2 separate regions of the Mus musculus genome follow, and region 2 is linked to region 1. A link is a loop called in an ENCODE intact Hi-C map of the cell type or tissue named here. Cell type or tissue: left cerebral cortex. All regions are shown on one strand.

Region 1 (5,000 bases):
TGGCACAACTGAAAGTTATCATGTAGAAGAATGTGAATTGATCCATTCTTATCTCCTTGTACAATGGTGAAGTCTAAGTGGATCATGGAACGTCACAAAAAGCCAGAGACACTGAAACTTATAGAGGAGACAGTGGGGGAAAGCCTCAAAGATGTGGGTACAGGGAAAAATTCCTGAACAGAACAGAAATGGCTTGTGCTTTAAGATCAACAATAGACAAATGAGACCTCATAAAATTGCAACGCTTCTGTAAGGGAAAAGATACTGTTAACAAGGCAAAAAGGCCACCACTAGATTGGGAAAGGATCTTTACCAATCCTAAATCTGATAGGGAACTAATATCCAATATATACAAAGAACTCAAGAAGCTGGACTCCAGAAAATCAAAAAACCCTATTAAAAATGGGGTACACAGCTAAACAAAGAATTCTCAACTGAGGAATACTGAATGTCTGAGAAGCACCTGAAAAAATGTTCAGCATCCTTAATCATCAGGGAAATGCAAATCAAAACAACCCTATGATTTCACCTTATACCAGTCAGAATGGCTAAGATCAAAAATTCAGGTGACAGCAGATGCTGGAGAGGATGTGGTGGAAGAGGAATACTTCTCCATTGCTGGTGGGGTTGCAAGCTTGTACAACCACTCTGGAAATCAGTCTGGCGGTTCCTCACAAAATTGGACACAGTACTTCAGAGCATCCAGCAATACCTCTCCTAGGCATATACCCAGAAGATGTTCCAACTGGTAATAAGGTCACATACTCTACTATGTTCATAGTAGTCTTATTTATAATAGTCAGAAGCTGTAAAGAACCCAGATATCCCTCAACAGAGGAATGGATACAGAAAATGTGGTACATTTACACAATGGAGTACTACTCAGCTATTAAAAAGAATGAATTTATGAAATTCCTAGGCAAATGGATGGATCTGGAGGTAGCCCAATCACAAAAGAACTCCCATGATATGCACTAACTGACAAGTGGATATTAGTTCAGAAACTTAGAATACCCAAGATACAATTTGCAAAACATATGAAACTCAAGAAGCAGGAAGACCAAAGTGTGGATATTTTGTTCTTACTTAGAATTGGGGATTAAAATACCCATGTAGGGGGTTACAGAAACAACGTTTGGAGCTGAGATGGAATGAAAGATCATCCAGAGACTGCCCTACCTGGGGATCCATCTCATAAACCGCTACCAAACCCAGACACTATTGCATATGCCAGCAAGATTTTGGTGAGAGGACCCTGATATAGCTGTCTCTTGTGAGGCTATGCAAGTGCCTGGCAAATACAGAAGTAGATGCTTATAGTCATCTATTAGATGGAACACAGGGTTCCTAATGTAGGAGCTAGAGAAATTACCCAAGGAGCTAAAGGGGTTTGTAACTCTATAGGAGGAACAACAATATAATCTAACCAGTACCTCCAGAGCTTATGTGTGTCTAGCTGCATATGTAGCAGAAGATGGCCTAGTCGGCCATCATTAGCAGGAGAGGCCCTTGGTCTTGCAAAGATTATATGCTCCAATACAGGGGAATGCCAGGGCTAGGAAGCTGAAGTGGGTGGGTTGGGGAGCAGGGCTGGGGGTAGGGTATAGGGGACTTTCGGGATAGCATTCGAAATGTAAATCAAGGAAATATATAATTAAAAAAAAACTAAAACTAAACTAAAATAAAATAAAACGAGAAAGCTCAGACTAAAACCTTACATTAAATTTGCATGTGACAAATCATTAAATGTTTTTGTTGTTGTTGCTGTTTTGAGACACAGCTTCTCCTTTTAGCCTTGGCTGTCCTGGCACTCAACAGGGCACAGCTCTCTACCGGAAATCAGGCACTGAAGATAATCATCATGTAAACGGGAGCGACCTAGAAAACACATGTTACCAGCATCCAGATAGTGAACTTCAGGAATGCATCAGAGCTCAGCCCTTGGGAGGTTGTCAGCCCTTCAAAGAAGTTTTAAATTCCCCATTAAGATAAAACAATTCAATCAGACATGGTGACCCATCCCTGTAATCATAGCATGTGGGAGACTGAGGCCTAGGCTACATAGGAAGATCCTGTCTTAAGAAGGACTGTAGCTGAATAGAGTATTGGCCCAGCATGTGTAAGGTTCAGACTCCCTCTGGTAGCTAAGAAAACAATAAAATTAAATTAAATGAACAAATCCAAGAATGCAGATTGCAGAAGAGGGCCTAGTTTGACTACTTTGTTCAAGGCCCTGAGGTCCATTCCTGGCACTTGAAAAAAAGTTCCTATGCAATGAAACAGGTTACAGGATAGAACAAAACCTTCTGCACTAAAGGATTAGGCTTTAGACTGATGATGTCAGCAGGCTGACAAGGAAAGCAGGTTGTAGGGGCATTAATATACTTTTCACTTGAACACAGGAGACAACCAATTTCCTGCTCCTCTTTCCTCACCAAGACCAGTGGGCTTTTTCCCTGACTGAAAGTATTCAGTGGTCTTTCAAATCTCCCACAAGAAGCGGGGGAGGGTCCTATAGTAGGAACCAATCAGCTTGCCTTTCTTTGTCTGGATTACCCAATCCCCTGTAGTAGCCTGAATCAGCCAACTAAGAGGGAAAGGAAGAACTCACCCCATCCCCAAACATAAAACTTTAGCACTGCCTGACACAACTCTGATTTCCAGGTCTTCTGCATTCTCTCTCTCTCTCTCTCTCTCTCTCTCTCTCTCTCCCTCCCTCCCTCCCTCCCTCCAGGTGCTGAGACCTTGTTTTTACTGCCTTATTTTTTTAAATCAGCACAGAAAAAAAGTCCATTCCAAAAAACTCTTGACAACCAACGTCACTATGATGGCATCAAATCAACAAAGCAGTAGATTAAAAAAAAACAAAAAAAAAACTGATGACAAGCAACAATCTTAGCGCATCATATTTGATGTTACTTTTGGTTTCCCTTCTCCCCCAGAAAAGCTAATTCAATTGACTTGACTCATTTTGAAGGCTTTTCCACTGCTGGCCCTTGAATGTAAAGCCTTAGAGTGTTGGCAGGTCTGCCACTTCTCTCATGTTCATTTCCTCAATAAACATCGTTCGAATACAAAAATATAGAAAAGAAAATGAAAAAATAAACACAACCAGAAAGAACACCCACCCTAATAAAAATAAAATCAGCAGTTTTGAAGCAGACTTTTAGGATACACACAAAGCTAAGTTGGAGACAGGAGTGGCACAAATATAGAAACAAGAGAACCCCAGATAATCTTCCTTACACACACACAGACACACACAGACACACACACACACACACACACACACACACACACACACACACACATGCAAATGAGATTGCCAGATTACAAAATTTACCTCAACGGAGATATGCTGAGGTAAACACACGTTTATTTTTGTAAACAGTGCTCTCTGGTTTGCTTTTCTACAGCAACCAATGTTGAATCATTACCCAGAGGGTTTGGTTTCTAAGCTTTTAAAAATATGAACAACAAGAAGAAAGAAAACCAGAAGTGGCACTTCTCAAAAACGTTAAATGTTAAAAAAGAAGAAGAAGAAGAAGAAGAGGAGGAGGAGGAGGAGGAGGAGGAGGAGGAGGAGGAGGAAGGAGAAGGAGAAGGAGAAGGAGAAGGAGAAGGAGAAGGAGAAGGAGAAGGAGAAGGAGAAGGAGAAGGAGAAGGAGAAGGAGAAGGAGAAGGAGAAGAAGAAGAAGAAGAAGAAGAAGAAGAAGAAGAAGAAGAAGAAGAAGAAGAAGAAGAAGAAGAAAGGAAAGAGAGAGAGTGAGCGAGAGAAACAGAAAGAAAAGAAAAAAGAGGTATTTCAAAGAAAAACGAGCAATCTTTGCTCTGATCCGAACTTAGAGCTTGGAGAAACTGTTCCCTTAACTCTCCTGGAAAGAAAGACTTTTCCTCCAGCATAAATGAGAATCTTTCCAAGCACCGCTGACTCCCCAACCAAGGAAGTTTACAGTTTTCTGAGGCAGGACAGTGATAGTCAGAGGGGCATCCTTACCCACTTAAACTGACTTTATTAATACAAAAATCTTTCAAAATACTGAAGCTGTGGAGGTATGAACAAACCTCCAAACCCCAATCCATATTTTACACACCAGATTTTACACATCCACTCTTTTGCCTTTGAATGAACCCGCTGGAGCAGGAAGGGTGGTTCGCGTCACAGGATGTCGCAGTTCAGTCGACCGCAGCCCCGCTCTAACCCTGGCTGTACCTCGGCGGTGCTTCCACCCACCATCAAGTTTCCGCGGCTTCACAACAGTACACCAACCACCCAAGCTCCCCGTGGGATTTTTCTCCTCGCCTCTAAAAGCCTGCACTTCATCTCCAAAGGCAGAAATGTCCCTGTCCCTCCTACCAGCTGCGGGAGGCGCCGCCCCAGGCCCCGAGAGACAGGGAGCGCGTGTGGACACGCACAAAGGTCCCTCCCGGGGACGCAAGCCCGAGCAAGCAGCGAGAGGGAAACGGGGCGCCGACAGGAGGAGGAGGCGCGCAGGGAGGACAGGGGGTCCCGGCATCAGACCCCTCCGCCGCCCCACACCGCAGACTCGCGAGCTCCGCAATGCCCTTCCCGCGTCCCTTCTCCCGAAGGCGCGGGGAACCGGCGGCCCTACCTCCACTAGCAGCCCGAGCAGCAGCGCCGCCACCCTGCCGAGCCGGCGGCCCATGGCTCCAGCGAGGACCGTCCGAAGCCGGGCTGTACGGCCAGCTCAGGGCCAGTCCGCACCCCGGGACGGGCGGGTGGACTCCGGGGATACGAGCTGAAGCCGGCAGAAGGACGCGCGGCAAGCCGGCGGAGCTCGAGGACGTGCCAGGCCGCCCTCGCCGCGCGCCCCCGATCCACCTCACGGGCGCGCGCTCGTGGGCTCGGAGCCTGCAAAGTCTGTGGAGCGCGCTGCGGGACGCGGAGACAGCGGGGCTGGGTGAGAAGACGGCCTGATGTCTCCTCTCTCGGAAGAGACCATCTTGTCTCACCTTGATAGTTCTGGGAAGGTTTTTAT
Region 2 (5,000 bases), 290 kb before region 1:
AAGATAATACTCCCTCCAGAAGCTATAGGAAGCCAAATGAAAAGCCCAATGCTGGAATGTCTTTTCTAGTTATTGGTCAGGGGTGTCCCAGAAATGACTTAAACAATACAGGCTAACATCATTGCTCTCAGTTGCCCACCAGAACCATATGGAAAGACCCCACTGCTGAAACCACCATGTAGTTTGTTCACAGAGACTGCTTTGTAAATTTCAATCTCTATACCACAGCTTAGTGCAGCTCTCAAAGATCGCTGGAGGTAGGCATCTTTTTGTTTGGACTGTTACTCATGCAGAAATTCACAACCCATCCAAGGGAAGAGAATAATTATTTGTAGAGTACTCAAAACAAAAGTGGTACATTATACTACACCTCTCCTCACAAGGGTCAGGAGTCAGCTATAGTAGCTGTGGGTCATAACTGCTTTGGGGAGTTCAGCGACCCTTTCATCAGGGGTTGCCAAAGACTGTGGGAAACACATTATTTACAGTTATGATTCATAACAGCAAAATTGCAGTTATCAAGTAGCAACAAAAAAAAACCCACAATTTTATGGTTGGGGTCACCACAACATGAGGACCTGCATTAGGAACACTGAAAACCACTGCTCTAAGAAAATGGAGCAGAAAGATGCTAAGACCTGTCAACTGAGGATGTGTGATGGGAAACAGTGTCTTCTGAACATGACACCATTACTGCAGTAGGAAACTCAGAGCAGATGTGGTTGCCTACACAAGACCATCTGAGTCAGCATTCAAGGATGAATGGGGGTCCACTCATAGGTACTTTCCCAACTCACCCCTGAGGTGCTATGTACAGCTGATGGAGAGGGAGAGTTAGCTTTTCTTTATGGATAACTTTTAGGGGTTTTTTTGTTTGGTTGGTTGGTTTTTGGTTTTGGGGGTTTTTTTTTGTTTTTTTTTTTTTTTTTGTTTTTTTGGTTTTTTTTTTTTTTTTTTTTTTTTTTTTGTCCCAAGTAGGTTTGACTATGCTCTCTGGATGGTTCCACACTCATGAATAGACGGCCAGTATAAATTGGAAATATAGTCAAGGGAGAAAATAAAAAAGACACAAAGTTGAAGGGAGGTGGGATTGGGGAGTATATTTTAGAGGAGTTACGAGAAAAAGTCAGGGGGTGGGTAAGTGTGATCAAAATATATTGTACGAAATTCTTAAAAACATTATAAAATTATTTTTGGCTAAATTTTGAGAGATACAGCAAATGGGTAATACACACGGTGTTGTATCTATCTGTGAGGGTGTTTTTTAGAGTCTATGGGATATGAGTTAGTGTCCAAAACAAACAGAGGGCAAAAGACTCATACTAAATATAGGTGACACCATGGGACAATGAACAGAATGGGGGTATTTTTGATGCTGATCCAGTGAACACCAGAATCCAGCTTCCCAAGACTTTGAATGAAGATTCACACCAGTGATTGTCCAGGATGCTTACAGACCTTCAGATTCATACTGGGATCATGGAAACATTCAAATAGTACTTCTGGGGCCCATTAGTTCTCACTAGAACAAATTATTTGGAAGCCTTGGCCCAGCTGGCCCCAGAATTTGCTCTCCGGCTCCCTGGCTAGGGGAGTCCATGTTCCTCTCTTGTGTGTCTTCCTGTTTCCATGGTACCATCTGCCATAAAGTGCTCACCAGAACACTTGCCAGCGCCATGGCCTTGAAGAGACAGAGCAACATGAATGAAAGTCACTTAAACACTTTATTTTTATTTATTTTTTTACACCTATTGATTTAGCTATATTATGGGAAGGTGGTGCTCTGGTGTACATGTGGAAGCCACAAAACTTCTTAAAGGAGCTGGCTCTCACCTTCTGCCATGTTGGTTCCAGTGACAGAACAAGGAAAAAAAACACTAGTCCTTTTTTTTTCCCCAAAGACAAGATATTATTTATTACAAAGAAATTCAGGAGATAAAAACTACTTCCCAGTTCACTATATGAGAGGAAGTGCTAACAGCATATTATCTAGTCCAGGCTACCCTCTCCTATGTCATGGATTAGTCTTTCGAAGATTTATGCCTCAGGGTAGGGGAATGCCAAGGCCAGGAAGTGGGAGTGGGTAGGTTGGGGCGGGGGGAGGGTATAGGGGATTTTTGGAGAGGAAACTAGGAAAAGGGATAGCATTTGAAATGTAAATGAAGAAAACATCTAATAAAAACTAAACAAACCAGACTAAAAACACTAGTCTTAAGCAGCAATTACCTTAACTCACTGAGCCATCTCTCACTGGTCCTAAACAAACTTTTTTTTTTTTAAATATTACCCCAAGATACAGCCTTCAGTAAAAGTGTGTGAGATATAGGTGGCAGCAATGAGAAGTTTCAAACTAATGTAACATAGCACGTAATAGTTACTGACAGAAGTAACTGTTAGAGCAGTCGAAAGCAAGTTGAGAGAAAACAGAGATTACCAAAGCGCCCTCTCTGGCTTCAGCCTGAAATCATGTGTACCAAATGTCCTGCTACTTAGCAGAAATGCAGGACAGTAGAGAAATGATTCAAGTTTTACAACAAGACTTCTAGGATACTCTTGCCCTCCTTTTATGTTTCTTTCTAATGCTCAAAAATAAATAACAATTAAATGATAAACACAACTGCAGTCTCAGCGGAGAACAAATATCCACAAGACATATTATTGGATGGTAAGATAAGGTAAAAGTGGAGAGTGTCTTTGAGCCTCTAACATTTATCATCAACTTGACCTTGCTCTATATTATCCACACTGTTACTTTTGAAAGTCAGCAGCAGGGCAGTTATCAATAAACAACTGCTGGAGAGCATTTTGTTGGCAGAGGTTCAGTGTGAGGAGCTATACAGCTGGCTCCTCAGTGATGCAGAACTAGGTCAGTACCACCTACGCAAGGAGATTTATGTGGTTCCCTCTCCTTTGCAGCCACACCACAACTATACCACACTGATCCCTTTCAGAGACCCAAGAAAACTATTCAAAGGCAACTTGTGTTCCCAAGCTACATGAGGACTTTCAATTAAACCTGCTCACAACCCAGAGTTGTAGCTTATTGGTTGAAAACCCTCAATTCAAAAATCTAACCAGTTCCCACCAAACAAAAAACAAAACAGCAAGAGAGAGAGAGAGAGAGAGAGAGAGACAGACAGACAGACAGACAGACAGACAGACAGACAGACAGAGACAGAGAAGCATCGTTACTCCAAACCAAACAAAGGTCTACACTGAGAAAGATTTCTCCTGCTTCAAGTTGAGGAAAAACAAAACACAGCATCATCAGCCTGAGAGGTCTTGGAATGCCAGCAAAAATAGCCATGAACTGAACAGCAGATGAGAGGGGCAGAGTGGAAGTGTGAAAGACCACACTTAGAAAAGAGTGGAGGACAACCTGACAGGGGCCTAAGCAGTCTCTATGTTTATCAGCTCAGTGAGCTTGAGCCAGGATAAGCTTATCAGCTTCTCCACTAAGAAGCAGCTACTTAACAAGGTGTTTATAATCAGGAATGCCACTCTGTGGTTTAGAAATCTAAGCTAACTGATGTTAGTAAACCATTTAAACAATTATATGTAAGCTTTCAAAGTGAAGCATCCGTCATTCCTGATACTACACAAAATATCCCAGGAAACTAATGGAACATGTACAAAGCATATACACAAACAATGCATAAACTTTAAACTATGCCAAGGAAAAAAATAAAGAAAAATAATTTGCCTGGAATCCTAGATATAAAACATAACCAATCTAAAATATATTGGTAATTGTATATAAAAGGAAAAATGGTAATCTTGCCCGAACTATTTCAAATTCTTTCTTATTTCTCAACCAAAACAAAATGTATCACAACTTAACCACATCAGTCTTTTTTTTTAATTTATTTATTATTATAAATAAGTACATTATTGCTGTCTTCAGACACAGCAGAAGAGGGGGTCAGATCTCATTATAGGTGGTTGTGGGCCACCATGTGGTTGCTGAGATTTGAATTCAGGACCTTTAGAAGAGCAGTCAGTGCTCTGACCCACTGAGCCATCTCGCCAACCCCACATCAGTCTTTAAAAATATGTTTGTGTATGTCCAAAAGTAAAAACGCATTCTAGGGGCTGGAGAGATGGCTCAGCGATTAAGAGCACTGACAGCAGTCTTGAGTTCAAATCCTAGCAACCACAAGGTGGCTCACAAACATCTGTGACACCCTTTTCTGTTGTGTCTGAAGAGAGGGACCTTGTACTCACATACATAAAATAAATAAATCTTTTAAAAATATGCATTCTAGATTATGTTCTCTATTATAAATTTCTGAAAATACGCCTTTTCCACCATTTCCTCCTGATTTGTGTGACTATGTCTTTCTCCCCATCTTCCTCCTCAACCTGATACTTTAAAACTGACAAGTTAAGAAGTAAAGAAATAAATAGAATTGCAATGTTAGAACAATGTTATTGCCATATAAGTAATTCCATTTAGCAGAAATTTCAGCCCCAAAAGTTTAAGAAGCTGTGAGATCATCTTCAAGACAGTACTGTGAAACCCACTTTTCCAGAACAACAACTTCAGGCCAAAGGAGTTTGATTCCCAACACTTAGGAGATGGAGGCAGGAGGATCAGGAGTTAATGCCCAGTCTGGACTACTTAACACCCAGTCTCAACTCATGGGCCTTGTGAAGTTTGCCAGTCACCATTTGATTTCATAGCACAAGGACCCACACATGCAGATGCAAGACTACTGCACCAACTTTCCTTTTCATATTTCTCAGATGTTTTACTTGCTCAGCAGTTTAACCCCTGAGCTTTTTCAATTTCATTTTTGGAAAAAGGAGTCCTATCTCGATAGCAGGTTTTGGCACTGGAATCTGAATGTCAAAAACTATTCAAAGGGGAAGTTTATTATTATCACTTTACACAAGAACTCGGCAGGATTAACTGACTGAGGGTTCTGGCAGTCAGCAGAGGGCTTGGAGTTTCCTCCCTCCAGGAAGCTGGTGAGGTAACTAGAAAGTGGCACTTTGGT

What was found. Hi-C counts contacts between places; a loop is a spot of excess contacts. Peaks named below come from ENCODE experiments on the same cell type or tissue, not always from the same donor. Only the 100,000 strongest peaks of a DNase experiment are listed, where the experiment ranks them.
Region 2: it touches region 1 in a loop (1.9-fold over the local background); 1 of 42 quality-filtered maps calls a loop at or near these places.

Annotation. Positions count from the first base shown.
Region 1 is chr6:57,820,314-57,825,313 of GRCm38, forward strand. Vopp1 (vesicular, overexpressed in cancer, prosurvival protein 1) reads right to left here and starts at 4,812. Exons shown (of 5, transcript NM_146168.1): 1 at 4,614-4,812. The coding sequence starts at 4,667. In left cerebral cortex, no CTCF peak of the experiment used is centred here; DNase peaks (open chromatin) are centred at 2,320, 3,058, 4,234, 4,356 and 1 more place; H3K4me3 peaks cover 1,295 bases; H3K27ac peaks cover 1,236 bases.
Region 2 is chr6:57,528,770-57,533,769 of GRCm38, forward strand. The region is part of intron 1 of Ppm1k (protein phosphatase 1K (PP2C domain containing)); the gene reads right to left. Among named protein-coding and RNA genes, the nearest start is that of Ppm1k, 4.2 kb to the right of the region's middle. In left cerebral cortex, a CTCF peak has its summit at 2,429; a DNase peak (open chromatin) is centred at 2,855; H3K4me3 peaks cover 900 bases; H3K27ac peaks cover 1,005 bases.